Regions from separate parts of the Mus musculus genome. Here region 1 is linked to region 2. Evidence: chromatin loops called from intact Hi-C (ENCODE). Cell type or tissue: left cerebral cortex. All regions are shown on one strand. Each heading gives the region's core, and the rest is flanking DNA. Links, peaks and the distances in the headings are about the cores only. Region 1 has its middle 8.7 kb from the start of Frmpd2. Region 2 overlaps Frmpd2.

Region 1 (9,602 bases), core at 1,027-9,026, 59 kb before region 2:
CTGCCATGTGGATGCTAGAAATGGAACCTGGGTCTGTAAGACTCTGGTGAGCCTTAGCTTACTGAGGACTCCCTGAGTGTACAACCCAGAGCCGGGAATCAATGCAAAAAGCAAGGGGAATTTATTGTTCTGATATGTTGGGGTCTCCCTGCACATGGAGAGAGAGAGAGAGAGAGAGAGAGAGAGAGAGAGAGAGAGAGAGAGAGAACGACCATGTGCACCCTGTCTGGTGAGCCATTATACAGTTTTCAAGGCAGCAACCATTAGGCACAAGGTAGTTGGCAGAACAGTGTGACTTTTAAACTGATTGGTCTTTAGGGATTGAGGTAGGTGGCCAACAGTCTCGGAACATGTCTACAAGTTCTGGGCCTTCCCTACCCGCAGGTGGCCGGTGGTCAGTCCCTCCTCCCTGTGGTCTGAGGAATGTAATTATGCCCTCCCTTCAGGAGGGGAGAGGAGCCTATGTTCTTTATGACCTTTCTCTTTCAGGAGGGGAGGGGTCCAGTGGAATTTTCTAAAGTTCCTGAGCTGACCTTTTTAGGTCCTCTGGAAGAGCAGCCACTGCTCTTAACCACTGAGCCATCTCCAGCTCTGTATACTTGGTTTTTATGTTTCTCTATATGCAATACAATGAATCTTATCGGGCTATCTAACACCTTTGGAAAACATTTTCCTGGCAGCTACTAGGTTCCAGAGACCCAGATCTGGTTCTGTTCTCAGCACAGCTGTACATCTAGTTTTCTTCTGTGTGTAAACCACACCCTGCTTGCAGACCCACTATTGACAGGTACTTAACGGCTTTTAGGGTTTTAGTACATTACAAAAATAGACCGCAATAATCTTACCTGTTATTACAAATCTAAATAAAACAGCCCAACTGTGTGCATCCTTTTCCAGATGCTTGCATGGGCCTCTACAAGTTTAGCTATGAAGTTACTTCTGAGTAGTTGGGTTTTCAAATGAGGTGTGCATTTGGCATTCCTTAAAGGGAGAGACCTTGATCTATCTTCTTATTACTGCAGATAAGAATATACTCATTCACTGGTCCCATCAGTTGCATCAAAATTGTATTAAATTCTTTTGCTAGAGGAAAAAAAACATGCATTTTTTTCTTTCAAAAAATACTTCTTAGTTTGACACTGTTAATTCTGAAAGGGCTTAAAAGATCTGTTCTTTCACGGCCACCTCTAGAGAGCTATGATCTGTCTCTTGCTCCTCTTTGTCCTAACTCAGTCTTTCCTGAATTCAGGCACCAGAGGCTGGGGGAATTCCTCTTGTCTCTCCACCAGCAGCTCTGAGTCCTTGGGGCCTGGGTAGGATCTTGTATGTTCCTGGCTTATGTTGGGTGCAGGTCTGAAGTCTGACTGTTTGTGGACAGGGGGGACTGGGGAATTGATGAAGTCAAGCTATGGCTCTAGAGATTTCCCCCTCTGACCCCCCTTCCTTGCAGGGATCTTTCTTTTGTTGAGGACCAGGTGCTAAAGTGACATCACTGGAAAAGCCTTCCTGAGCCGCTCCCACAGTCCTCAGTCCTTCAGTGGCACCTAATCCGGTTGAGCTTAGCCCACTGGCCTTGAAAACAAGCTCTAGGAGACAGTAGGGCCCCAAGGCAGACAGTGACAGGGAAGTGGAGGGGCCTTGTTGACATACTCACTGGGCTTAGTGACTGTCACTGAGTGCTTAGTGACAAACAGTAAACAGAGGCAGACTCAGCAGGGCTGGGGCGGCTCCTTCAGGAGAGAGACTTGTGGGCCATTGATCCCTGTGTATATTGCTGAGAAGTCCATCTAAAGTGAAGGCCTAGACCAGCTTGCAGAGACGTCTGGATGCGGCCATTGGCAAAGGACACAGGTACTGCTGGGCATGGCTCTCTTTTTCTCCTGAAAGTCTGGATCAGGGAAAGAGTGAATCTATGGCAGAGGAATGGGGAATTAATAGGATACATCTAGGACCAGCCTGCATGAGTGACTCTGGGGCATTATTCACTCCAGGCCTCTCTGCTAGGGCCTGATGACATAGTATTTGTTTTCTATGCAGAAAGGAAGGACTAACTGAAGTCAGGCTCTTGCTTGTTTGAAACACTGCTTGTTGCTTGGCTTCTGTGCAAATTCAAACAATGTTTTAAATTTCCCAAGACTCTGCTTCCACATCTGTAAAGTGGAGAAAACAGCAGCCACATCATTGTGTGTGCTCTCCCATTAAGTAGTGGCAATTCCAAGAAATGAGTGGTTTGGTTACTGCTTAACAACATATCTCTTACAACATCATGTTCATTGATGTCAATTTGGGTTGGCAGGGGACACAGCAGCAGATCTGAATGACAGTGTGCAGCACTAATCTACCTTAGTTAATCAGAAGTTTCGATACCTTTTTTGGTAATGGATGCTTTTAAAAATCAGCTACCAAAACTCCTGGTATTTTGGGCTGGGGAGATAGATGGCTCATTTAGCTCTGTGCTTGCTATGTAAGCATGAGTCCTGAGTTTGCATTCACTCCACCAATGTAAGAAGCCAAGCGTGATAGCTCATACCTATAATCCCTCCCAGCTACAGCATGAACAGTTGGATTCCTAAGGCTTGCTACCTAGCCAGTGTGACTGAATCAGCAATATCTAGGTTCAGTGAGAGACTCTATGTAAGGCAAAAAGATGGAAAGTAATAGACATCTGACACTGGCCTCTGGCATTTAAATGAACACAGACACATATGCATGACTACACACACACACACACACACACACACACACACACACACACACACACGATCTTTCTGGGGATGTAATGATTACGTCTATTAGTTGAAGCCTCCTTCAGGATCCTAGGGAACTTTCCAAAGGTAAAGCCCAGTAACGGGAAGGTGATGAATTGGGACAGACAGGGAGGGTCATGCAAGTAGAGATGCAAAATAACCTTTCGCTTTGGCTTCAGAGATGTATCTCACCAAGCAGCTAGATACTTTGAAAAGCACATGATAAAAAGAAGACTCTGAAATTCAGTGTAACCCAGGGACTGTGGCCTGAAGTCCCCCTGGTTAGGAAACCTGCGCAGGAGAATTATGAGTTTCATGGCAGTACGGATGGCAGAGTGAGAACCAGTGTCAAAGAAACAAAACAAAGCAAAGAAAAGCCTTGTAACATGGCAGCAACAAAAACAGAGAAGAAAAAAACAAGTCAGGCTGGAAGAGAACAAACTCACTTCCTTCTACCAGCAAGTCCCTGGCAGGGGTGGGGTGGGGGGAGCTGAGAGCCTCTCTCTGAATTCCCCTCAGCTAGACTTCTGAGTCTGCCATGCCATACTCAGCATCCATTACTTTCATTAACTGAAATACTTAGTCTCTCAGGATTTCTCTCCACTAATTATTCTGCTTTCTTTGATTTCTACTGCTGGCTTTGTTCTCCCATAAAAGTAAAGATAATGCACCTCCCTAACAGGTGTGTTATATACCCTGATGGCATATGAACAAAGTGATGCAGACCTTCCTGGAGTGCCCAGGACATCCCTTGCTCTGTTGGTCCCCTCCATCAGCTGTACTTGCAGAAGCCACAGAATGGTTCAGTAGGCTAATGCAGTGTGGCCAGGCTCACTGTCTGCCTGGGAGCATGTGTGAAACAGCTCAGGACACCACCCCCCCCCCCTTCGCCCACCCCCCGGGTCTCTCTGGACTCTGATCCTTTTGGCCACTTGGTCCCTTTTTCTGCAGGTCCATCCTAAGCTCTCATGCCTAATGTCCTATAAGCCCTCTTGTTATAGAAAGTTTGACTCATCTCCTGTTCCAAGTCCTTTGTCTGATGAATCCTTCCCATTCCTGCCTTCTGACCTAAGAGAGCAGTTATCTGAGTTCTATAGACCACTGTCTAGTCCTGGTTGTAGGTCTCCTTGAATGCAGTACAGCAGTCCTACCACTACATTTCAACTGGCTGCAGCTGGTAGTAACTGGTTCTTCCAAGCACACCACAGGGACTCCAAGATGCGACACTTTGAACTTTTGGTTTACTATGAGATGAATTTGATGGTGGTGATGCAGGTTCTGACTAGGAGGTCTGGGACACCCTGAGTCTGCATTTCTATCACTGTGGTCACTGTGGCTGCTCTGAGTTGAAGGGATAAGGACGTTTAGTCTGTATGTCCCAAGGCTACTTTCAGCCTTCCCTTATAGAACCCTTTCTGTTCTCAAGCCATGGCTTTGTACGTTTATAGCTGTGATGCCTTCTGTGCCCACCCATGCCCAGTGTTAGTAACATGAGTAGATGGCATTTGTTGAGAAATTAGCATATGACCACCACGGTGACAGATGATTTATTGTGCAAAGAGAATACATAGCGCTCCTGAAGTGGAGCAGGGACGGTCCGGTTCTGTGCTGATCTCAAAGCTCTTCTGGCCACTCTACTTAGCAATTTCCAGTTTCTCATGAATGGCCACAGCCTTTGGTTGCTCTAGAGGCATTTAACGACTTTCCTTTGCTGATGTCTTCTCTGAAGACTGTCTGGAGACATGGCTTTCATTTTGCTCCTGGTCGTTTCCAGCTTTGTTATGAAGTGTCTGCCCAGCTTTTCTTGCTTTGGCTATAGATCTCTTTATTCTTGTATCTCCAGGAGGTAAAGTGGCTGTGTTTGCCTGAGGTTGTTGGAAATAGTGCAGGTGGTGACAGAAAGTGTGTAGGAGGTGACAGAAGAAGAGAGGAAGTCCTCAGGGAGTGGTGGAAAGGACTGATCCCTGTTAGTTGGCACTAACCAAATGGCAAGGTTTCAAGACTCATCTGTCAGAACTTACTTTCCCACAGATAACGTGGTGTAAAAACAGTGTCTGGGAATTTAAAAAAATGCCATCTGTCTAAGCATTTCCTCCTTCCTTCCTTCCTTCCTTCCTTCCTTCCTTCCTTCCTTCTCTCCTTCCTCCGACGAGCCCTCCCTCTCTTCTTCAATCTCTCACTTCTTCCTTCCTTTTCTTATTCTTCTCTTCCTCTGGTGTTGTGAGGAAGTCTTATGTAGCCTAGGCTTGACTGGAACGGGAGAGTTTCCTGCCTCAGCCTCCTGTCAAACACTTGATTTGCTGGTACGAACCACAGTGCCAGGCTTCATTTTTTTCTCCATTTCTTGGTGAAATATATCCACAGAATAGATGCAGCTCTTAATGTCCTCAGCAATGTACCCAGTGTTCAAACTGGTCAGGATAGGAATGGAGAAGTGTGCGACACATCTAAAGTGTGTGGCACATATAAAGGCAAAAAAGCCTGTGATGATGAGGGGGCGCTGCTGGAAGGGTGGGCGGGAGGTTCCTAAGCCTTTTTTGGTAACTTTGATCTGGGCAGATCCTGTAGGGATCCAAAAGCTGCTGGTGATAGTCCAGTCTCTGCTCAAATGATGGCACCTTGAATGCAGTGTCCTTTGAGGGAAAGGATGCTAGGCCTTCATGATGCTGAAGGCATCAAATTCAAAAGGCTAATCCCTAATTCCTGAGGACCACCAACATTTGGCTGTTTATCCTTGTATCAGTGCCAAGGAAAACATCTTTCTACACATTTCTTTGTCAATTACATCCTTAGCATAAATTCCCAGAAAAAAAAAAAAGAATGTGGTGACAGGTATGACATTTCCTTGGCTCATGCTGCACAATGTAGAACTGTTCTATAGACTCAAATAAGGCCAGCATCTCAGCTCTCTGAGGGCAGCAGACTCTGGAAAACTCTAGAATACTGAGTGCCTAACCGTCAAAGAAGCTTGCTTGATAAGTAGAGAAACAATCTCATGGTTGTTTCCAGTTTTGTCTCTTTTGTTTCATTTAGGGTAGACAATACTGCATATTTTAAAGTCATGAATTATAATTTCTTTATGTCTTTTCTTCGAAAAAAGATTTTGTGTGTGTGTGTGTGTGTGTGACAGTGTCAGAGCCACCCCCCCCCCCCAAGAGCTGGAGGTATAGGCAGTTTTTAGTGTCCCATGTGGGTGCTGGAAACTGACATTTCAAGAGCAGTATAAACTATTTGCTCCTATCTGCTGGGCTATCTCTCTAGCCCCAGGGTGCCTATTCTTTAATCTCATTTTCTTGCTTATGTACTCATAATGGGAGCCCCATGGCTCTTTCATCTTTAGCTGCTCATGTAGAAGTCACTTTCAGCTTGGCCTTTATCTCTTACCTCATCTGGCTGTGTCTGCTGCACTGCAGCTTGTAGATGCCACAGGGGAAACTGCTTCCTAATTCCAGGAATGAATTGGGTGTCTGGGTGGGAGAGTGGGAGGGGATGGAGCCAGGAGACAGCTTAGCACCTTCTCTTCCAAAGCCTTACAGAATGGAATGCTGGGAAATGCCTCTGTAGCTCCCACTCTCAGCTCTCACATTGCCTGTCTGGGCAGAAGTGAGATGGCTCATTTAGAGTGGGATACACACAGTTAAGAGATTCCTCTCTAGCCACTGCTGGTAAATAATCTACTCTGGGTGGGTAACTTTGGATGAACGGGAGAACTTTAGTTCTAGAAGAATAGTTCAAAACAAGATTTGATTCCATGGGGCTTATAACAGGGTGAGAACCCACTTGAGCCTCTGCCCTGTCTGTGTTCCCTCAACCAGAGCTTTATTCCTCAGCTGTTGCTTCAGAGAGAAGGAGGATTATGTCCCCTGTGTTGGAGGTGCCTGCCAGAGCTGCCTGACCCTGGCTCCCGAAGGAATCCTGCAGGAGTTCAGTATGTGTTTATCTCCTGCTGGGTTCTCTCTCTCCAGGCACATCTGCTTCCCTGTTGGTGACAGCCTTCTGACCACGTTGCCCTGGGTAACATTTCAGAACATTCTGTAGGTGATAATAATTTGATGACGGGTTTGAAGAATTTTATTTTCAATTTTAATGGATCATTATAAAAAAAAAATCTAAAGAAGTTTAATTCCCAGATAAAATGGGGGTTGTGAGAGAGCCTAGTCTACAGCCCCCTTCTTGCTAACACGGTCTTTAACTTATTATACAATTCGTGATCATTTGAAACTATCAGTTTTCATTTGGCTCAATGACCTTGTGATCTATCCACATTGCTACACATAGCACTCATTGATTTATTTTTCAGTAGTATTTTATGGTTTGACTATAGCACAATATGTATATCCATTCACCAGACAAAGGGTCTTTCAGTTTTTAACAGTTTTTGTGATTATAAACAAAGTTTCTGTTATGAATAATATCAGCAATCATATATAGATTTTCAAAATTCAGACATGTTGTAGGTTTTATCATTACTTTATTCCTTTTGATGGCTGAATGATCGTTCATTGTATGAACATTATGTATTGGCTGATAAACTTATGAGTTGTTGGCTTCTCTCTCTCTCTCTCTCTCTCTTTGTTGTTGTATATTATGCTGAGAAAAAAGTCCCTTTTATTTCTGATTAGCTGAGAAATCATGCACAGGACATGGGGTTTACAAATACCTTTTCTGTATTATTGGCTATGGATAATTTCTCTTTAGCCTGTGGAAGTGATGAGTTATATTAATGGATTTTTTTTTAATGTTACACACCTGGTGTCTTAGTTAGGATTTTATTGCTGTAAAGAGACACCATGACGAAGATAACTCTTATAAAAGCAGGTATTTAATTGGGGCTGGCTTATAGTTTCAGAGATTCAGTCCATTGTCATCGCGATGGGAAGCATGGCAGCATACAGGCAGACATTGTGCTGGAGGATCTGCGAGTTTTCTACCTCTTGATCCAAACGAAGCCAGGAGACTTTCTTCTGCAGGAAATTAGCCAGGAGATTACCTTCCACACTGGGCAGAGCTTGAGCATATGAGGCCTCAAAGTCCACTTCCAAAATGAAACATCAAGGCCACACCTCCTAATTGTGCCACTCCGTATGGGCCAAACATTCAAACATATGAATCTATGGGAGCCATACCTATTCAAATCACCGCACCTGGGTTAAATTCTGCTTGCTAGTGGTATATGATTGTGCTTATTGGATTCAATTTGTTAATATTTTCTGAAGATTTTTTATCTTCACTCCTGATAGAGATTGGCTGTGGTTTTTCCTTCCTGTTAACCCTTTTTCTGGTTTCCATCTTGGGGTAATTCTGGCCTCAGAGAATAGGTTAGAAAATGCTAACTTCTCTTTCATTTCCTGAGTCCTTAGGACGCATGTGATCTTCCCTTCAATGTTTAATATACTTCATGACAGAAACTGTCAGGGTCTGATATTACTTACTGAGTCACTTTCCAGAGATCTGCCTGTCTCAGCTTCCCAGAGCTGGGACATCAAGTGTGTGTCACTATGCCTGGCTTCCTGCCCCACCCCCACCCCCTTTAAATGTGGATTCTGGGATTGAACTTGAGTCTTCTTTGGCAAATACTTTGTTGATTTTGCTGTGTCCTGGGCCTTCTATGTGTAAGTTTCATAGAATATGTCTATTGAGGCATCAGTCACTTTTATCTGAGTTATTAATTGTGGCTGCAGACTTGTTCATGTTATTCCTTTATCCTGGGGTAAGAAGTGATAACTCTTCTTTCATTTTATGATTTGGATGTATATATCTTCTCCCTTTTCTTGGCTTCTTTTGCCTATATGTTTACCAATTTTATTTATATTTGAAGATACAAGCTTTTGGTTTCTCTATTGTTCCCTGTTTTGATTATCCCTCTTACCTTGTTTCCTGCTTTGATTATCCCTTTTACCTATTTTATTATTTGTTCTTTTTTTCTTCAAGTTCATATTGCTCTTCTTTCTGTTGCAGGCTACACGGAAGCTATAGTGTAGATTCAGATCTTTATTCATTCCCAGGTTGCATATTCAGTGTTATACCATTCTGCATAAGCAATGCTTTTATTGCATCTCACACATTTTCAGTTAATTAAAACATATTTTAGGAATGGAGAGATGGCTTAGTGGTTAAAAGCACTGGCAGCTCTTCCAGAGGATCTGGGTTCAATTCCTGGCAACCACATGGTGGCTCACGGCCATCTGTAACCCCAGTCCCAGGGGTTCAGGTGCTCTCTTCTGGCATCTGTGGGCACTACACACATATATACTACATGGAAGGACACACAGGCAAAACATTCATACCCATAATAAATATATTAAAGATAATGTAAATTGTTTTAAATTTTTCTCTTGGGATTTTTTTCTTGCTTCATGAGAGGTTTAATACTCAAATATGTGAGGATTTTAAAGATGTTTTCTGTTATCACAACAAGTGTGTACATATGCATGAATGCATCCCTCTCTTCTCTGTGTATGTATTATGTATATGTGTGTATGCATGTATTTGTGTATGTATGTATGTATGTATTTGTGTGTATGCCTGCTGCATGTGTTAGTGCTTATGTATGTATGTGTGTATGCATGTATATATGTATATATTTGTGTGTATGTCTGCTGTATGTGTTAGAGCATATGTGTGCATGTATGTATGTGTGTATATGTATGTGTGTGTGTATGTATGTATGTATATTATGTATGTCTGCCGCATGTGTTAGGGCATATATGTGTATGTATGTATGTATGTGTGTATGTGTGTATGTATGTATGTATGTATGTATATTATGTATGTCTGCTGCATGTGTTAGGGCATGTGTGTGTATGCATGTATGTTTGTATATATGTGTTAGGGCATATGTGTGTATATGTATAT
Region 2 (9,602 bases), core at 710-8,709:
AGTTTCAATGCTACCTGGAGTGGGCTTGAAGTCTTTAATCAGCCCTCTTTGCGGGCGGGTCTTGAGCTTTGGGGTGTGCTTGGTCTTTCTCTGAGCCTTTGCTTACAGGACTACTCTTCTGCTGCCCAGGGTCTCACCCCAGTGACTTTCCCCTTAGTTCAGGATGCTTCTTGGGTGTTTGGGATGCTGTAACTAACCTGGGCTTGAGCCCTTCAACATCCAGACAAAATCAGATGTTCATCAGCTGCATTCCTGACATCACAGTTATCTTGTGAATTTCCCAGTGCACCGTGGCAGTGGACAGACACTGCCCTCTCAGAATGCCAATGTCTTTGGGACATTCTTGGCAACAGAAAGATGCAGTTTTGACCAAGGCCTTGTTAAACTAAGAGATCTTTTAGTGAAGTCTCATTTTTGTCTAAGTAATACAAATAGTGGAGTGTGGTATTCCTCATGACCACAGCCTCATTTTCAGTGTCTTGCCAGAGTCGTTTCTTAAGCCTTCTGAGAAGGGAGAAAGGATTGAAGCTGAGGGCCAGCACTTCCTTCCTTCCTTCTTTCTTTCTTTCTTTCTTTCTTTCTTTCTTTCTTTCTTTCTTTCTTTCTTTCTTTCTTGGTTTTTCGAGACAGGGTTTTTCTGTGTAGCTCTGGCTGGAACTCATTCTGTAGACCAGGCTGGACCCGAACTCAGAAATCTACCTGCCTCTGCCTCCCAAGTGCTGGGATTAAAGGCGTGCACCACCACTGCAAGGCCAAGGGCCAGCACTTCTAATGTGTTCTTATAGGATCTGGCAGGAGACTCTGACTTCTGGGGCAAAGTAAGCTACGTTGATATCAAAGATTGTATTACACAGGGAGAGCCTGATCTGGGATGCCTGGTGCTTTGTTACAGGACTGTTTGCAAGGGCAGGCCTGTGAGGATAAATGCAGAATGAGCTGGGACAGCTAATTTTGTCTAGGCCCTGCTGGAGCTTCGAGTTGCACAAGTTAGAACTGGTTCCTGGCTCCCAGTCTATCCGCTCAGAGACCATCTCATCTCTCTTCCTACGTTTCCAAAGCATCTTTTATTAGCAAGTACTTATTAGAAGAACTTTTATTTGGGGGCTAGGCACAATAACTCCCCAAGTTAGCAGGGGACAGTTTTTAAGTCTCTCAGTGCAGAAAAAGAGCTGGGAGAGAGAGAGAGAGAGAGAGAGAGAGAGAGAGAGAGAGAGAGAGAGAGAGACTGACTAATCATGGTCAGGAGTGTGTTACTGTATCAAGAGCAACGAGTGAAGCCAACGTAATCTCATGTGTATGACTGTCTTTTCCCCCCAATTCAGGTCAGGATAAGTTTGCACAAATAGCCAGCTTGAGTTCTGCACACCAGACACAGGCCAACCCTATCACTTGGATTCAGAAACTGTCCTGCTCAGAAAATGAGTTGTGTGTACCCAGGTTGCAGGATGCCACAGGAGGCCAACTGGGCACATCCATGGAGAACAAGCAAGGTTTCAAGGAGCCTGGGAAGGAGAGAATCGGAAGCAGGTAGGCTTCATCTTTCTTCAGAGCCCAGACCACCAGGCATGTGGTGCAGTGGGCCCAGCTGTACCTGGAGCTTTAAAGTCTGTGGACTTTAATGCCTAAGAACATGGATGTTCACCGGGTTGCTATTAACGAGATCCAAAGATGGCCCATAGGCCACTGTTTAAGCTGACTGCCCTAGGGCTGGATGCTACTCTCATATTCTTCTGTTCAGACCTTCTTGTAGAGAGAGAACTACTGGTGACAGGAAGCTGAAGAAGGTAAAATTAGCAAATGCCAGTAATGCACTGCTGGGCTATCATAAGCCATGAGTTATTATAAGCCATGAGTTATCATAAGCCAGGTACAGCTGGGTGTGGTGGCACACACCTTTAATCCCAGCACTTGGGAGGCAGAGGCAGGCAGATTTCTGAGTTTGAGGCCAGCCTGGTCTACAAAGTGAGTTCCAGGACAGCCAGGGCTATACAGAGAAACCCTGTCTCGAAAAAACAAAAGAAAACAAAAACAAAAACAAAAAAACATAAGCCAGGTACTGCTCTGGGCATCTGTTCCCCAGCTGACTTAACCCATACAATGCTGTGAAGTTGTTTGTATTATTTTCCCCCATTTTCCAGAAGGGGAAACTCAAGGGCTAGGATGCAAACACAGCAGCCTGTGCGGGAGATCATACTTGACCCCTGACCTGCCGCACCTCTCTAGCCCCACAGCTCGTCATCCAAATTCAAATGTGAATGCAGAGAGCTCCTAATGCAGGGTTCCAATGTAAAACAATGATCCATACATTTAAAAATAGCCTAGAACTTGGATCACGCTTACAAGTCAATTACATAAATAGCACAGATTTCCAGGCTGCTTACTGTGGAGGGGGTGGCAGGATCTGCTTTGGAGGGAGATGAGGTATACATCTGCTTTAGCAGGAGGAAACAGATGATTCATTTGAACTAAAATATACACATATACACAGACACCTTAAAGTAATGCTTAGGAATTATTGACCAATTCTGCCGATGCAGACACACCTCTCTATGCAGTGCAAACGTCAATCCATATGGAGGAAGCAAACCTCACTGTGAGTCTCCATGACAAAGTGCCCCAGGAATAGCGAAGCAGACTGGCGGCCATCCTATTATCCTGCTTCACAGCTTCATGGCTTAGGAAAGGAGGCAGATCTCCGCTTTGTGTACTATTGAGGGCATGATGGTCTTCGGAGGGTGGCCCCTGTATGGAGGGGATTAGGATACTCCATGCTGGAACCCTCAGCCTCCTTTGCAGCCTCAGGCCCTTTCCACACAGTGGCTCCATTGAGGGTCTGCGCTGCTGCTCTGAGCTCTGAGGACCTAAAAGCTTGCCAGTGGCCATACCACGTATTCCAGAGCCAGCACACCCTCACTTCTGCCATCATTCCTGGGCTCATATAGATCAAAGGGAATAGAAATGGGCCTCATTTCAATGTGTGAGTGTCAGTGGGTTTGGCGCCATCTTTTACCATATATTTATTAAAATGTAAAGAAAAACAGAAAATGCAGAAGAAAGCCAGAGTGCTGGCTCTCGGTTGCTATAACAAAATCCCTTCAGGCAAATAAACTTAAAAGGAGGTAAGGTCAATACTGGTTCACAGTTTTCAGTCCATAGTCAACTGACCTTACTGATTTGGGACCAGTTGCATGCCATGACAGGAGTATGTATGTGGTAAAAGAAGCTTATTCATTTATGGTGGGTAGGGGAGAAAGGATAGCGAGAGAAAGGAAGTGGGGTTCTACTACCTCATTCCTCTAAAGGTCTCTGCTCATGTTTGGATATAAAGTGCCTTCCAAAAAGGTTCATATACTGGAAGCTTGGTTACTGCCTGGTGATGTGAATATGGGAAATGTTGGAAACTATAAGGTGTGTGATTTAGGTAGAAGCATGTCCTTAGGAGTATATTGTCCCTTGTCCTGTCAGTCCAACTGGAGTGGTTTCTTTAGAATCTACTACATGCCTGTCCTGTCCTGGGTAGGTGCTGTGGATTCAGTATTTGCAGCAAAGACATGGTCCATGCCTCCTGGTGCCCACAGATAGGCAGAAATGGCAGGCCAGATCTTGTGGGAAAGAGCGGGTCTTGCTGATGGTATGCAGGCTACAGTCAGAGTGGGAATGACTGGCAGCCTGTGGCATTGACCCTAAGGGGACCCTCATCACCCATGCCATTCATAGAAGTTATTTACACAGAGCTTCTGAGTACAGAGATGCTGTCCACTTGCCTCTGGTCACTTCTCTGAAGCCTTTTCCTGACTGCCTGGCAAAGGGCTGGCTTCTCTGCGGCTGCACTGGCTCCATCTAAGACAGCCTCTCCCTGTGTGTGCCCGTCCTGAGAAGCACACGCTCTCATCCGTCTGCTCTAAGCTCAGAGACTCCCAAGAATAGCAATGCGCCAGTTGTATCCTCAGCTCTGAAGCCAGAATGTGGAAGTTTTCAGTAAATGGATTTTGAGAGGTTGGCATTTTAATAAGAAGAAGAAGAAGGAAAAAAAAAACACTCTTGAGGTAAAATACACAAGGCATAAAATCATAACCATTTTATGCTTTCTATTTGGTTGTTTCTAAGGCAGTGACATTGGATACATTTACATTGCTGTTGGGCCTCACCACCCTTCTGGGGACTCCTCATCTGCCCATGTAGAAACCACTTTTCGTCAGCACTCCCTCCCACCCGAGCCTAACCTGCTACCCAGTTCTTAGCACCCACTATCTACTTTCTGTCTGTGAATGTGACTCCTCATGTAATAGCTGACTTATACCATTGTCCTTCTGAGACCAACAGTAAGTTTTGGTGGATTTTTAACAATTGAGAGACGGTTTCCTGGATGGGCCAGATTACAGGAGCCACAGAAACCCAGGCCAGATAAGCAAGCCCTTGCTGTTCTTCAAAGGGCACCACTGCATTCCCAGGCCTCACTCTGGTCCTCCTTGGGTTCTGGGATTTTTCCTTTTCTTGAGCCTGTTCGACTGCCAGTGTCTCTCCCTGTGTACTTGGTTTTGGAAGACTGATGCCCTCCAAATTCCCAAAGGGCTGGCCCATCTCTGACTCATACACCCTTGGTTCTTTGCTGGTTTAGGGCTGACCCCTAGTGGGTTTTGGTCAAATTGGGTTGCATTTTCTGCAAGGCCAGAGTCAAGGGGAATGAGGCTCCTCCCAACTTGGAAAGAGTTGCTTTGGTCTGCCTCCCAGAATTGGGGACCCAGAGAGGGTCCATGGGCAGCTGCCTGCACCAGAATCCCTTCCTGATGTCCAGGTATGTAACCAGTGTGGTAAGGATATCAGGGACAGGCTAGATAGCACTACTTTGGTGGTTGGCTGCGCTGGAGGCCTGCTGCTGGCTGTTCCCAAGATCCGAGCACCCACATATTGGTGTCAGTTTTTCTTAGGGTTTTACTACTGTGAACAGACACTACGATCAAGGCAAGTCTTATAAAGGACAACATTTAATTGGGGCTGGCTTACAGGCTCAGCGGTTCAGTCCATTATCATCAAGGTGGGAGCATGGCAGCATCCAGGCAGGCATGATGCAGAAGGAGCTGAGAGTTCTACATCTTCATCTGAAGGCTGCTAGTAGAATACTGGCTTCCAGTCTGCTTGGATGAGGGTCTTCAAGCCCACACCCACAGTGACACACCTACTCTAAAAGGGCCACACCTTCTAATAGTGCCACTCCCTGGGCCGAGCAGTAAACTGTTCTTACCTTCTAGACTCTGCTTCTTTCTGGGTGTGTTTTTGAGGTGGCCCTGGATCACTTGATTCATTACCAGTGTACTATCTAGAAGAGACTTTGCTTACTGGAATATTATACACACCAGTCAGTTTTCTGTTGTTATTTAAACAATAATAAGGCTGGGTACCTTAAGGGAGAGAAGGGTTTAGATAGCTCACATTGTTGGAATCCGAACAGCACGGTGCTGGTTCTGCTGCACCTTCCACTCCCACTCTCAGTCCTAGCTGCCTTATCTCATGGCAGATATCTTCGTAGAGATGGATGTTAGAGAGACTCAGTGGAAAGCCAGGCCAGGAAGCCAGGCCAGTCTTGCTCTTTCAGAACAACTATCTCAGAGAACTAACTGGGGTCCCACAGGATCTAATAAATGCCTTCCAAAGAGGGAATCCACAGTGACCTAATCATGCCCCACTAAGCCACTCTTCTTAACACTCTGACCATCTCTCAATATCACCTTCTGGAGAGCCGATCTTTCAACAGTTGAACATCAGCCCTTGGGGGATAAAGTACATCCAAAATGGCCACAGCACATGTAGCCAGCTGAATGCCTGCCCAAAAACTCCCTAAGTGTCAGGGTGGGGTCATCCAACTCATCTGTACTGACAGATGGCTGAGTATGCAGTCCTCCAGGGACACAACTTATGTGCGGTTTTCTGGTCCTTCTAGAGACTTTTATCTGAAAGCAAGAGCACACAATAACACACCAGGCGAGCCAAGCATAGCTCTGTCCAGCTTGGGTTGGGAGACCTTCACAAGCCTGGGAAATTAGAAGACCATTCTTTCTTTATGGCAGAGGAAATGGGGTTCTGGAACAGCTGCATATGCAAACTAAGGTGGACAGTAGAGGTTCGTGTGACGTGTGAGTGACTATAACGAGCCTCTGGGACAGAGACCCTAAGGCTGCTTCTGTTGTCCTCCTCACTAGACCAGCCTGTGGGGGAGTCAGTCTAGGGAATCTGCTGAATTTCTGGCCACAAAGCTGCCTTCTCCTGGCCACACTAAGAAAGGGCCAATAAGTTCCTCCCAGGAGCACCCATTTTACCCTTTCATCTTTCCCCTCAGCCCGTATACTGGTGGAGAGCAGCTGCACAGCATCGGTTTGAACCAGAAGCCAGCTCAGACTGTCTTCGGAACAGCTGGTCACAGCATGTGTGCAGGTGCGGACTGAACCCTGGCCAGGTGCAGGGAAGGGAGTCTCACATGGGCCACTTCTATGCAAACTGCTTCGGTTTGTTTTTCAAAGAAAGTTCACAATCTTGTTGCTTTAAAAATTATTCTTAAAACTTCTTGGATTCGAGAAGCCCTCTTGTAGGCAACATCTGGCCTTGGGTGGCCCATGAACCTAGAAGGTGATGGTTTTGGGGGAGGTGGTTCCCAAAGTTCTGGTCCAGCCTGGGGAGCAGCAGCTCTGTTGCTTCTCAGGGGTCCATAGTAGCTCCCCATGCTGCCCAGAGAGCATGCACATGGAGGGCAGTGTGGTTTGTTCCACAAGGTCCCAGGCAAAAATGAAGTCAGAGATTCTATAACTAAGGAAAGTACTAGTACTTAAAGAATGCTGAGCCTGGAAGCCAGATCTAGATACTACCACATATCTCTACTGTTAATTAAACCTTGCCTGCTAGGCTCAGAAATGGACCCTTGGGGAGGAAAGATGTGGACTGATTGTGATGGTCAGTCACTAGTGGGGGATTTTCTCACTGGAACTATGACAGAAATCATGTCCTACCCCAGGACTCCAGCTTTCTAGAAACAACTTTAGGGTTCTGCTTTGGGCCTCTTCCAGACACAAGATTGGGAGGTACTCCAGGACCCACAGGCTAGGCTGTCAACCCCTGTACATTGGTGACTAGTAGAGATTCCTGTTAGCTTTCCTTTATTAGAAATAAAATTTCTGAGATGAGTCAGTTTAAAAAGAGGAAAGGTGGGAAGGTAGAGGCAGGAGGATCTCTGTGAGTTCAAGGCAAGCCTGGTTTATATATCAAGTTCTGGCCTGGCCAGGGCTACATTGTAAGACCCTGTCTTAAATCAAAAACAAAAGAGAGGAAAGGTTTATTTTTTTACCAGTAATTTCAGAGGTCTCCATCCTGGTTGCTGGGCCCTGTTGCTTTGGGCTTGAGATGGCAGAGTTTATCAAAGTAGGAGTGGATGATAACAAGGTCTGTTCACTCATGAGAGTTAGGAAGCAGAAAAACAGAGCGACGGAGACTGATGTTGAAGATCCCGTTCAAGACCATACATGTAATGACTCAGCTTCAATATAGCTTTAAGGCTCTCATCCCAAATGTTGTACTATGTCCAGTAGCACCACACGGTGTTTATAAAGCTCTCAACTCATGGTCCGTTTGGAGACATTCAAAATCAAAGCCATTGCAAGACTCGGGGGTGAGGGTGCTGGAACTGTTGTCTCATCTCTGCATTTTAGTTTCAGTTGTCACCAGCAGGAAATATAGCCTCCACGTACTCTCTCAAGGCCAGAACAGGAAAAAAGAAGTTAGGTGAACATGGTCACACATGGGCCTTGAATGCAGAGGTGGTGTGATCAAGAGTCTGAAGCCAGTGTTGGATTCATAGTGCGTTGGAGGTCAGTCTGAGCTACATTGAGATTACAAGTGCTGGAGGTTTAACTCAGGGGTGGAACTCTTGCCTAGATTCCATCTTTCCAAGGACCAGTCTTGGCTTGGAGAGAGGTTCCTGAGAGAATGAGTGTCTGAAAGTGGTAAAACAAATGATGTGAAGTCAAATTGTGGGTTACAAGCTGATTGTCTATGTTCTGCTAGAGACAGCTTTTCAGATTGCTCTTTCTCAAAACAGCTCTCTCTTGCTGTTCTAAAAACTCTCTGGATAACTCATCTCTTGCAGATCAAAAGCCTGGTCTTTTATTTACATATTAATTCAGTTATTACCCCAGGTTCCCTTTTCATTATCCCATGAATCCGCATCCCATGACCCCCTTGATTCTTAGAAAGAGACAGCAAACAAAATTAAAAAAAAATATTGCCAAAGAATTCAGAGATCTGCCTATCTTGGTTAAGCACAGATGATAAGCTGCCCTGGAATTACCATTCCTACCACTCCTGGGCCCGTACCTAAACTCCCCCGTCCCAGGCTGACCTTGAACTCAGGAATCTGCCTGCCTTTGTAAGCATAAACAAAAATCTTAGGTGTGTGGGATCTTGCCCTGCAATCACCACTCTCTAAACGTATTTATCTCCTTCCTTTGTATCTTTCTGACAGGCTGGTTCCAAGTGCAGCTGCCTCTGTTCCTTTAGATCTGTGAAGCTCCTTATACAACTCATCCTTAAATTTTGCATAGTTGAGAAATGGTATAGTTTTGAACTCATGGTTTTAGAGTTATTTCCCACAGCCTTAAAGGCTGCCTGAAGGTCTCAGCATTTACCATTTTGCTGAAACATTAGCCACACCCTCACCTCCAGGACTTGTGCTGTCTCTGATTATCATGGAGTCATTAACCTTCATCAGAGAGGACATTCCCCTGGAGGAACACATATATATAAACTTACGCCCACAGTAACCATGGACACTCATGAAGGCCCATGCCCATGCCCTTCTGACTCTGTGTCAGTGGTGGGAACCATGTCAGGCCATCCTGGCCATGCCCAAGCAGGACTTGGCACCATCTCTAGCACCAGGAGACAGGGGTTGGGTAGGGTGACAATCACACAGAAAATGGATATCATTGACCACTCTGCCATGGTCTTTGCTCTTGCTGTCAAATCTTGACTAACAGTGGCTCAGTTGTGGTTCAGTGGAATATGTGCTTAGTGATCTGTTCCCAGGTTGACAAGAGATTTGCAGTGAGCTACTCTCATTTCTCTGCATGTGCATTTTTGTTAGGTTCCAACTGCTTGGGCAGGAGAACCCAGATCTGCTGCTTTGATTCTGTCTCAGGGTCACAGAACAGCAAAAGAAAGGGCCTTTTTGGAGAACCCAACCAAGACATCGTGTGTGTGATGCTGAAGCGGGATCCAGTTCATGGCTTTGGTAAGAGGGCTTCTATGGGTGAGCCCCCTGTTCTGCTTAGCACAGGGAGAATAGGCACCATTCTTCTCTTTGTTTTTCTCCACTCTCCCAACCAGCACACTTCTCTCCTATCTTGCCTTTTTCAATAATTCTTTCCATTTTTCATTTCTTTTAATGCCTCAAAAAACCTACTAAGATTTTTGGGACAAAGGATTCTTTGTAGACACTGATATATTTTCAGGATGTATCTAAGCACAACATCACCATCCCCCCCAACACACACACACACACACACACACACAAATCTTATACCAACCTTTTTCCAGTATAAGTAGGTTCTTAGTAATGT

The links. A loop is a pair of places that touch in the nucleus more often than their neighbours do. Peaks named below come from ENCODE experiments on the same cell type or tissue, not always from the same donor. Only the 100,000 strongest peaks of a DNase experiment are listed, where the experiment ranks them.
Region 1: it touches region 2 in a loop (2.2-fold over the local background); 2 of 42 quality-filtered maps call a loop at or near these places.

The regions. Positions count from the first base shown.
Region 1 is chr14:33,469,982-33,479,583 of GRCm38, forward strand. No RefSeq gene overlaps it. Among named protein-coding and RNA genes, the nearest start is that of Frmpd2, 8.7 kb to the right of the region's middle. In left cerebral cortex, for the core only: no CTCF peak of the experiment used is centred there; DNase peaks (open chromatin) are centred at 4,680 and 6,279.
Region 2 is chr14:33,529,106-33,538,707 of GRCm38, forward strand. It overlaps Frmpd2, which reads left to right. Exons shown (of 30, transcript XM_017316244.1): 16 at 1,323-1,527; 17 at 6,335-6,429; 18 at 9,128-9,274. Among named protein-coding and RNA genes, the nearest start is that of Frmpd2, 50 kb to the left of the region's middle. In left cerebral cortex, for the core only: a CTCF peak has its summit at 4,621 (motif pointing left); DNase peaks (open chromatin) are centred at 2,439, 3,906, 4,192 and 4,578; H3K27ac peaks cover 3,547 bases.